Regions from separate parts of the Homo sapiens genome. Here region 1 is linked to region 2. Evidence: read pairs that join two places in POLR2A ChIA-PET (ENCODE). Cell type or tissue: Panc1. All regions are shown on one strand. Each heading gives the region's core, and the rest is flanking DNA. Links, peaks and the distances in the headings are about the cores only.

Region 1 (4,957 bases), core at 1-2,500, 650 kb before region 2:
TACTGACCAACATGACCAAAGTGAGCATCAAGCCTTACACTCAGAAAGTATATTTATTTGAATAAAATATCACTGTTAGACACTTTGGGAGGCTGAGGCAGGAGGATCTTTTGAGTCTGGAAGTTCGAGACCAGTCTGGGCAACGTAGTGAGACCTCATCTCTATTAAAAATATGGATAGATAAATAGATAGATAATTACTGTTATATTTTTGTATATTGGAGTTCTATGTAAGATTCTATTTACAAAAGCATTCACTGATAAAATTGAAAGTTTGCAGGCATTAATTTTTATATCACTATACAGAAATATGGATTTTGGAAAAATGGATAGCTCTTAACTGAGTAAAGTGGGAAAAAAGATGAAAAATGATTCTGAGATATAAGAATGAAATATTGCACCTGTTGTCATGTTAGAAGAGGAAGGACATAAAATTTTTGTAGAGATTGCAAAATCATTAATGCAAAAACAAAGATTATGCCTAGGAAAAAATGACAAGAAGGAAAATACAGGTTAATGTTTCCCAAAATTTTCCTTGGGGATATAAAGGTGGATTGTTTTCCCTTCTTCCCAATCTTTTATGTTATTCTAAGCTTTCTATGTTCACATTTTTTTTTTTTGAGACGGAGTCTCGCTCTGTCACCCAGGCTGGAGTGCAGTGGTGTGATCTCAGTCTCAGCTCACTGCAACCTCTGCTTCCTAGGTTCAAGCAATTCTTCTGCCTTAGCCTCCCAAGTAGCTGGAATTACAAGCATGCACCACCAGGCTCAGCTAATTTTTGTATTTTTAGTAGAGATGGGGTTTCACCATGTTGGCCAGGCTGGTCTCGAACTCCTGACCTCAGGTGATCCACCTGCCTCGGCCTCCCAAAGTGCTGGGATTACAGGTGTGAGCCACTGCACCTGGCCCAGATATACTTTTATAATAGTAAAAAAAAAAAAAAAGTTAGGGCTTTTTTGTTAGAATATGTATATCATGATGATTTAGTTCAATTTTATTCAACAAGTGCCTGCTGAGCACCTGCTCTGTGCTCTGCTCTGTACCAGCCCGGGATGCCTCCCTCACCGAGAGAACTCAAATCTAGCAAGAGCAGGTGGCTATGATGTGATTACAGTTGTTGTATACACACAGCGTACAGTAATGAAGTGCAGTCATCCGGGGAGTGGATGGAGGTGTGGCATTCCATCTGGTGGAGTGAGGCGAGGTCACTGGGGAGGTGAATTGAGCCCTGGGTTTTAAAAGCTATCTCCCAACCCAGGCAAAACATGGAGACCAAATGAGAAGGCTCTTAAGAGGAAATAGCATTTCCATGCCACAGAGCGATAAATAAATCCTCTCCTACTGAGAGGCAGTGCCCAGGGCTGGCTTAGGTGGGGAAGTTTCGCTGCTGCCTTCCCCTCATAATCTCCCTCAGACCCTCCCAAGCCTCCTCCAACACACAGTCTGAATAAAACACTGCTCAAATGCCTTATCTCATTTGCTTCACACTACAACCCTTCAACGTAGATACTGTTATCATCCCCATTTTACAGGTGAGGAAACCGAGGCTGACAAATATTAAATAAGCAGCCCAAGGGCACGCAGCACAGAGAGGGCAGAGCCGGGGCAAGGCCGAGGACTTCCAACTCTGAGTCCACGAGCTTCCGTTCCGCCTGTGGCCTCCTCGCCGCTGACCCTGCTCTGGTCCAAGCTGGCGTCAGTGGGGCTCCCCTTCTGAAGGGTGGTCCTAAAGTCCTACCGAGACCAGCTTCTCCAGACAATGCCTGTAGTGCACCATGCTCTCAGCCGGTCAGGCCCAGCCCTATCCCCAGAGAAGGAACCAGAAAGAGCCCTGTCCTCAGGACCTCTGTTTCCCCCTCTGCCTCTGTTGGCCCCAGGGGGGTTCTGGATGGGACTCCTTTCCTGAGCCTCCTCCCACCCCTTGGGAAATGAGAGCTTCTCCCCACTGTGGACTGGTAGCTTTGTGTTCAGCCCACCTGCTATCAGAGTCCACCTTGTGCCCACCCCGGGGCACAGCAGCATGGGCTGACCACTGGGACCTAGCTACAGAGAGCAGAGGCTCACAGCCCATTCAGTCTCTCCAAGCCTCAGCTCCCTTATTTGTAATCTATGGGACACAGGTCCTGCCTCATACGGTAGTTTCTGGAACGCTGCAGATGATTTCCCTAAAGCACCCATCATGGTGCCTTCCCATGCTCAGGGACTGGAATGTCGCCCTCTACCATTAGACAACCCCCCTGGGAGTCAGGAAAGAATGGAGCTCGCTGAGCCAGCCTCCACTGGAATGAGAGCCGCAGGGTCATGAGGTCTGAGGCCAGGCACCCCACACCCTGACATATGCTGGGCTTGGGGACTTGCAGTGGCCTTGCCTATTGGTTTTTATTTTTTTTGAGACAGAGTCTTGCTCTGTCATCCAGGCTGGAATGCAGAGGTGCCATCATAGTTCCTTGCAGCCTCAAACTCCTAGACTCAAGTGATCCTCCCGCCTCAGCCTCCTGAGTAGCTGGGACTACAGACGTGCACCACCATACCTGGCTAATATTTATTTATTTTTTGTAGAGATGGAGTCTTGATATGTTTCCCAGGATGGTCTTGAACTCCTGGCCTCAAACGATCTACCCACCTTCACCTCCCAAAGTGCTGGGATTACAGGCATGAGCCACTGCACCCTGCTTTGTTTTCCTGTGGGTTTTAAAATCTTGTTGTTGAAACAAATGATGTATCTTTTGTTTTGAGACGGGTCTCACTCTGTTGCCCAGGCTGGAGTGCAGTGGCAGGATCTCAGCTCACTGCAACCTCTGCCCCCTGGGTTCAAGTGATTCTCCTGCCTCAGCCTCCAGAGTAGCTGGGACTACAGGAGCGCTACCACACCCAGCTAATTTTTATATTTTTAGTAGAGATGGGGTTTCATCATCTTGGCCAGGCTGATCTTGAACTCCTGACCTCATGATCCACCTGCCTTGGCCTCCCAAAGTGCTGGTATTACAGGCGTGAGCCACCGCGCCTGGCCTAATTTCTGTATTTTTAGTAGAGACAGGGTTTCACCATGTTGGCCAGGCTGGTCTCAAACTCCTGAACTTGTGATCCACCCACCTTGGCCTCCCAAAGTGCTGGGATTACAGGTGTGAGCCACCGCGCCGGGCAAGAATTTCCTTTCTTTTTAAGGCTGAATAATATTCCATTGTATGAATAGACTCCATTTTGTTTATCCATTTGATTTGTTTGTTTTGAGATGGATTCTCACTGTCACCCAGGTTGTGGGTCCGGAATTGGTGGGTTCTTGGTCTCACTGACTTCAAGAATGAAGCCACGGACCCTGGAGGTGAGTGTTACAGCTCTTAAGGTGGTGCGTCTGGAGTTTGTTCCTTCTGATGTTTGGATGTGTTGGGAGTTTCTTCCTTCTGATGGGTTCGTGGTCTCGCTGGCTCAGGAGTGAAGCTGCAGATCTTCGCGGTGAGTGTTAGAGCTCTTAAGGCAGCGCATCTGGAGTTCTTCGTTCCTCCCGGTGGGCTCATGGTCTCGCTGGCTTCAGAAGTGAAGCTGCAGACCTTCGCGGTGAGTGTTATGGCTCATAAAAGCAGTGTGGACCCAAAGAGTGAGCAATTACAAGATTTATTGCAAAGAGCGAAAGAACGAAGCTTCCACAGTGTGGAAGGGGACCCGAGCAGGTTGCAGCTGCTGACTCAGCTGCCTGCTTTTATTCTCTTATCTGGGCCCACCCACATCCTGCTGATTGGTAGAGCCGAGTGGTCTGTTTTGACAGGGTGCTGATTGGTGCGTTTACAATCCCTGAGCTAGACACAAAGGTTCTCCACCTACCCACTAGAGTAGCTAGATACAGAGTGTCCACACAAAGGTTCTCCACCTACCCACCAGAGTAGCTAGATACAGAGTGTCCACACAAAGGTTCTCCAAGGCCCCACCAGAGTAGCTAGATACAGAGTGTCGATTGGTGCATTCACAAACCCTGAGCTAGACACAGGGTGCTGATTGGTGTGTTTACAAACCTTGAGCTAGATACAGAGTGCTGATTGGTGTATTTACAATCCCTGAGCTAGACATAAAGGTTCTCCAAGGCCCCACCAGAGTAGCTAGATACAGTGTCAATTGGTGCATTCACAAACCCTGATTAGACACAGGGTGCTGATTGGTGTGTTTACAAACCTTGAGCTAGATACAGAGTGCTGATTGGTGTATTTACAATCCCTGAGCTAGACATAAAGGTTCTCCACGTCCCCACCAGACTCAGGAGCCCAGCTGGCTTCACCCAGTGGATCCCGCACTGGTGCTGCAGATGGAGCTGCCTGCCAGTCCCGGTGCTGTGCGCCTGCACTCCTCAGCTGTTGGGTGGTTGATGGGACTGGGCGCCATGGAGCAGGGGTGGCGCTCGTCAGGGAGGCTCGGGCTGCACAGGAGCCCATGGAGGGGGTGGGAGGCTCAGGCATGGCGGGCTGCAGGACCCGAGCCCTGCCCCGCCGGAAGGTAGCTAAGGCCGGGTGAGAAATCAAGCGCAGCGCCGGTGGGCTGGCACTGCTGGGGGACCCAGTACACCCTCCGCAGCCGCTGGCCCGGGTGCTAAGCCCCTCATTGCCCAGGGCCAGCCCTGCCGGCTGCTCCCAGTGCAGGGCCCGCCAAGCCCACGCCCACCCGGAACTCCAGCTGGCCCGCAAGCGCCGCGCGTAGCCCCGGTGCCCGATCGCGCCTCTCCCTCCACACCTCCCTGCAAGCTGAGGGAGCCGGCTCTGGCCTTGGCCAGCCCAGAAAGGGGCTCCCACAGTGCAGCGGTGGGCTGAAGGGCTCCTCAAGTGCCGCCAAAGTGGGAGCCCAGGCAGAGGAGGCGCCGAGAGCGAGCGAGGGCTGTGAGGACTGCCAGCACGCTGTCACCTCTCAGCTGGAGTGCAGTGGCGCAATCCCAGCTCACTGCAACCTCCGCCTCCCGGGTTCAAGCAATTCTCCTG
Region 2 (2,500 bases), core at 1-2,500:
TTTTCCCCAGTCTACACTAGATTGAAATTTTATTTCATATTAAAATATTCAGGCCGGGGGCGGCGGCTCATGCCTATAAACCCAGCACTTTGGGAGGTCGAGGTGGGTGGGTCACCAGAGGTCAGGAGTTCGAGACCAGCCTAGCCAACATGGTGAAATCCTGTCTCTACTAAAAATACAAAAATTAGCTGTGCATGGTGGCACACGCCTGTAATCCTAGCTACCAGGGAAGCTGAGGCACGAGAATCACTTGAACCCAGGAGTGAGAGGTTGCAGTGAGCCAAGATCATGCCGCTGCACTCCAGCGAGTGCACAGAGTGAGACTCTGTCTAAAAAAAAACAAAAATTAACTTATCTTTAATAGTAGAATCAAAGACACATGCCTGGGTACAAAAATGACGCTAGTGGCTGGGCAAGGTGGCTCCCGCCTGTAATCCCAGCACTTTGGGACGCCCAGGGGGGCAGATCACAAGGTCAGGAGTTCAAGACCAGCCTGACCAACATGGTGAAACCATGTCTCTACTAAAAATACAAAATTAGCTGGGCATGGTGGCAGGCACCTGTAGCCCCAGCTACTCGGGAGGCTGAGGCAGGAGAATCGCTTGAACCCAGGAGGTGGAGGTTGCAGTGAGCTGAGATCTCCAGCCTGGGTGACAGAGTGAGACTCCGTCTCAAAACAAAAAACAAAAAACAAAAAACAAAACAAAACAACAACAAAACCTAGTATCAGGAGAGAAAAAGCCTTTGTTAACATCCTGCTATTGCTACTGTTGTTGCAGTAGCTTTGCTATACTTTTTAAAAAGAAACTTTTAAAACAAAAACAAAACAGGTTAACTTTCTCCAGCTTTAAGAATTTGATATCTAAAAATTCTGAAGTCTCCTTGTGCACTTCAGGTGTGAGGTGACTAGGAATACCATCCTCTTCCTTCTGTCCCCCAGGCGGCATATTGGCAAGGCACAGTCCCTATTCAAAGGTCTGTCTGGTCAGTAATGGTGGTATGGCCTGGGGCATGCTGGGGCTCACTGAGGATGTTCTCTACCTTAGCTGTGTCACATGCCCACAGGTCCATCTCTATTTCTAAACGGTATCACACAGTTTGGAGTTAGATATACAGTATTTCTCATCTACTTTTGGGAGCCATAATCAGAATGAAATTTTTCTCAGACTGGGATTTCTTTTCCCTATCCAACTAGGCAACTCCTCTCTTGCCTGGAAGAATAGAGCTATTTTCCTAGAAAATAGTCTCTCCATCTAAGAATAGAACAATTTAGATGGCAGGTGGTCTGTTTGATCCCACAGACTGTAAATATGAGATGCATCAATTAGAGATCAACTTTTTACCTTATCAGGTATGCTGTCCTTGTCAAGGTTAATCAATTTTTTCAGGAAACCAGTTTCTGAAAGAAGTAACTTTGCCGTTGCCCAGTTAGGTTTCTTTTGCAGAAGAATACACACTGCATTCATGACAGTCAGTACAAGGAAGGGAGGCCGTGTGTATACTCTGTAATAGATGATGAAAATCTCATCAACTTCACAATTAAAAATGAAATGCACCCTGTAAATATCTCAGAAGACAATATACACAGATTTTTAACACACATTTGGATAAGGAAAACTATTTGTCAACATATAGCTATTTAATTACTTAGGTATCTTTTAAAAATTGGGTATCTTAAATATAAGGATATTATAGTTTTAGGAAGATGAAATGCATAAAACTTAAATAAGTACTACATCTGAGTTAAAGGCTAATTAGTTTTATTATAAAAAGTCTTGGGCTGGGCATGGTGGCTCATGCCTGTAATCCCTGCACTTTGGGAGGCTGAGGCGGGCGGATCACTTGGGGTCAGGAGTTCGAGACCAGCCTGGCCAACATGGCGAAACCCGGTCTCTACAAAAATAAAAAAATTAGCTGGGTATGGTGGCGGGTGCCTGTAGTCCCAGCTACTTGGAGACTGAAGCAGGAGAATTGCTTGAACCCAGGAGGCAGAGGCTGGACTGAGCCAAGATCACGCCACTGTTCTCCAGCCTGGGCGACAAAGTGAGACACTGTCTCAAAAAAAAAAAAAAAAAAAAAAAGAAAGAAAAAAAAAGAAAAGTCTTCACTGTAGAGTTATTTAAAAATAGAAACCCCTCTCTTGTTTCAGTCCAGGGTTGATTTACTGATGACTGCTTCACAGAGACACTGTACATGTGTATGCGTTGGGAGTCAGCCCTATTCTCGTGACTTAAGAAGTGGTATAACAGCCAACTCCCCTTAAACACATGCTCTCATTTCTTCTTCCTGATCTAAAATTCCCACCATAAAAATCACAGATAAAACAGAGTCAGGGGAGGAAGGGTGGATGGGAATTTGTCTTTCAAGTCATTAATAATGTATTTATTATTGGAACATTGGAGGCGGTCTCTTCACTATGTCTTAATCAGTTGACGTGCCACTGGACTGTTAGGTAAGAAGTTGATGCTTTGGAAAGTCAGGGTCAGAATAACATTTATAA

The links. ChIA-PET counts read pairs that join two places held together with the same protein. Peaks named below come from ENCODE experiments on the same cell type or tissue, not always from the same donor. Only the 100,000 strongest peaks of a DNase experiment are listed, where the experiment ranks them.
Region 1: POLR2A ChIA-PET joins it to region 2 with 10 read pairs; 2 of 35 experiments call an interaction of 5 or more read pairs at or near these places.

Annotation. Positions count from the first base shown.
Region 1 is chr1:225,969,519-225,974,475 of GRCh38, reverse strand. No RefSeq gene overlaps it. Among named protein-coding and RNA genes, the nearest start is that of SDE2, 27 kb to the left of the region's middle. In Panc1, for the core only: no CTCF peak of the experiment used is centred there; no DNase peak of the experiment used is centred there; H3K27ac peaks cover 456 bases.
Region 2 is chr1:225,321,667-225,324,166 of GRCh38, reverse strand. DNAH14 (dynein axonemal heavy chain 14) reads right to left here. Exons shown (of 86, transcript NM_001367479.1): 62 at 1,344-1,503. Among named protein-coding and RNA genes, the nearest start is that of LBR, 110 kb to the left of the region's middle. In Panc1, for the core only: no CTCF peak of the experiment used is centred there; no DNase peak of the experiment used is centred there.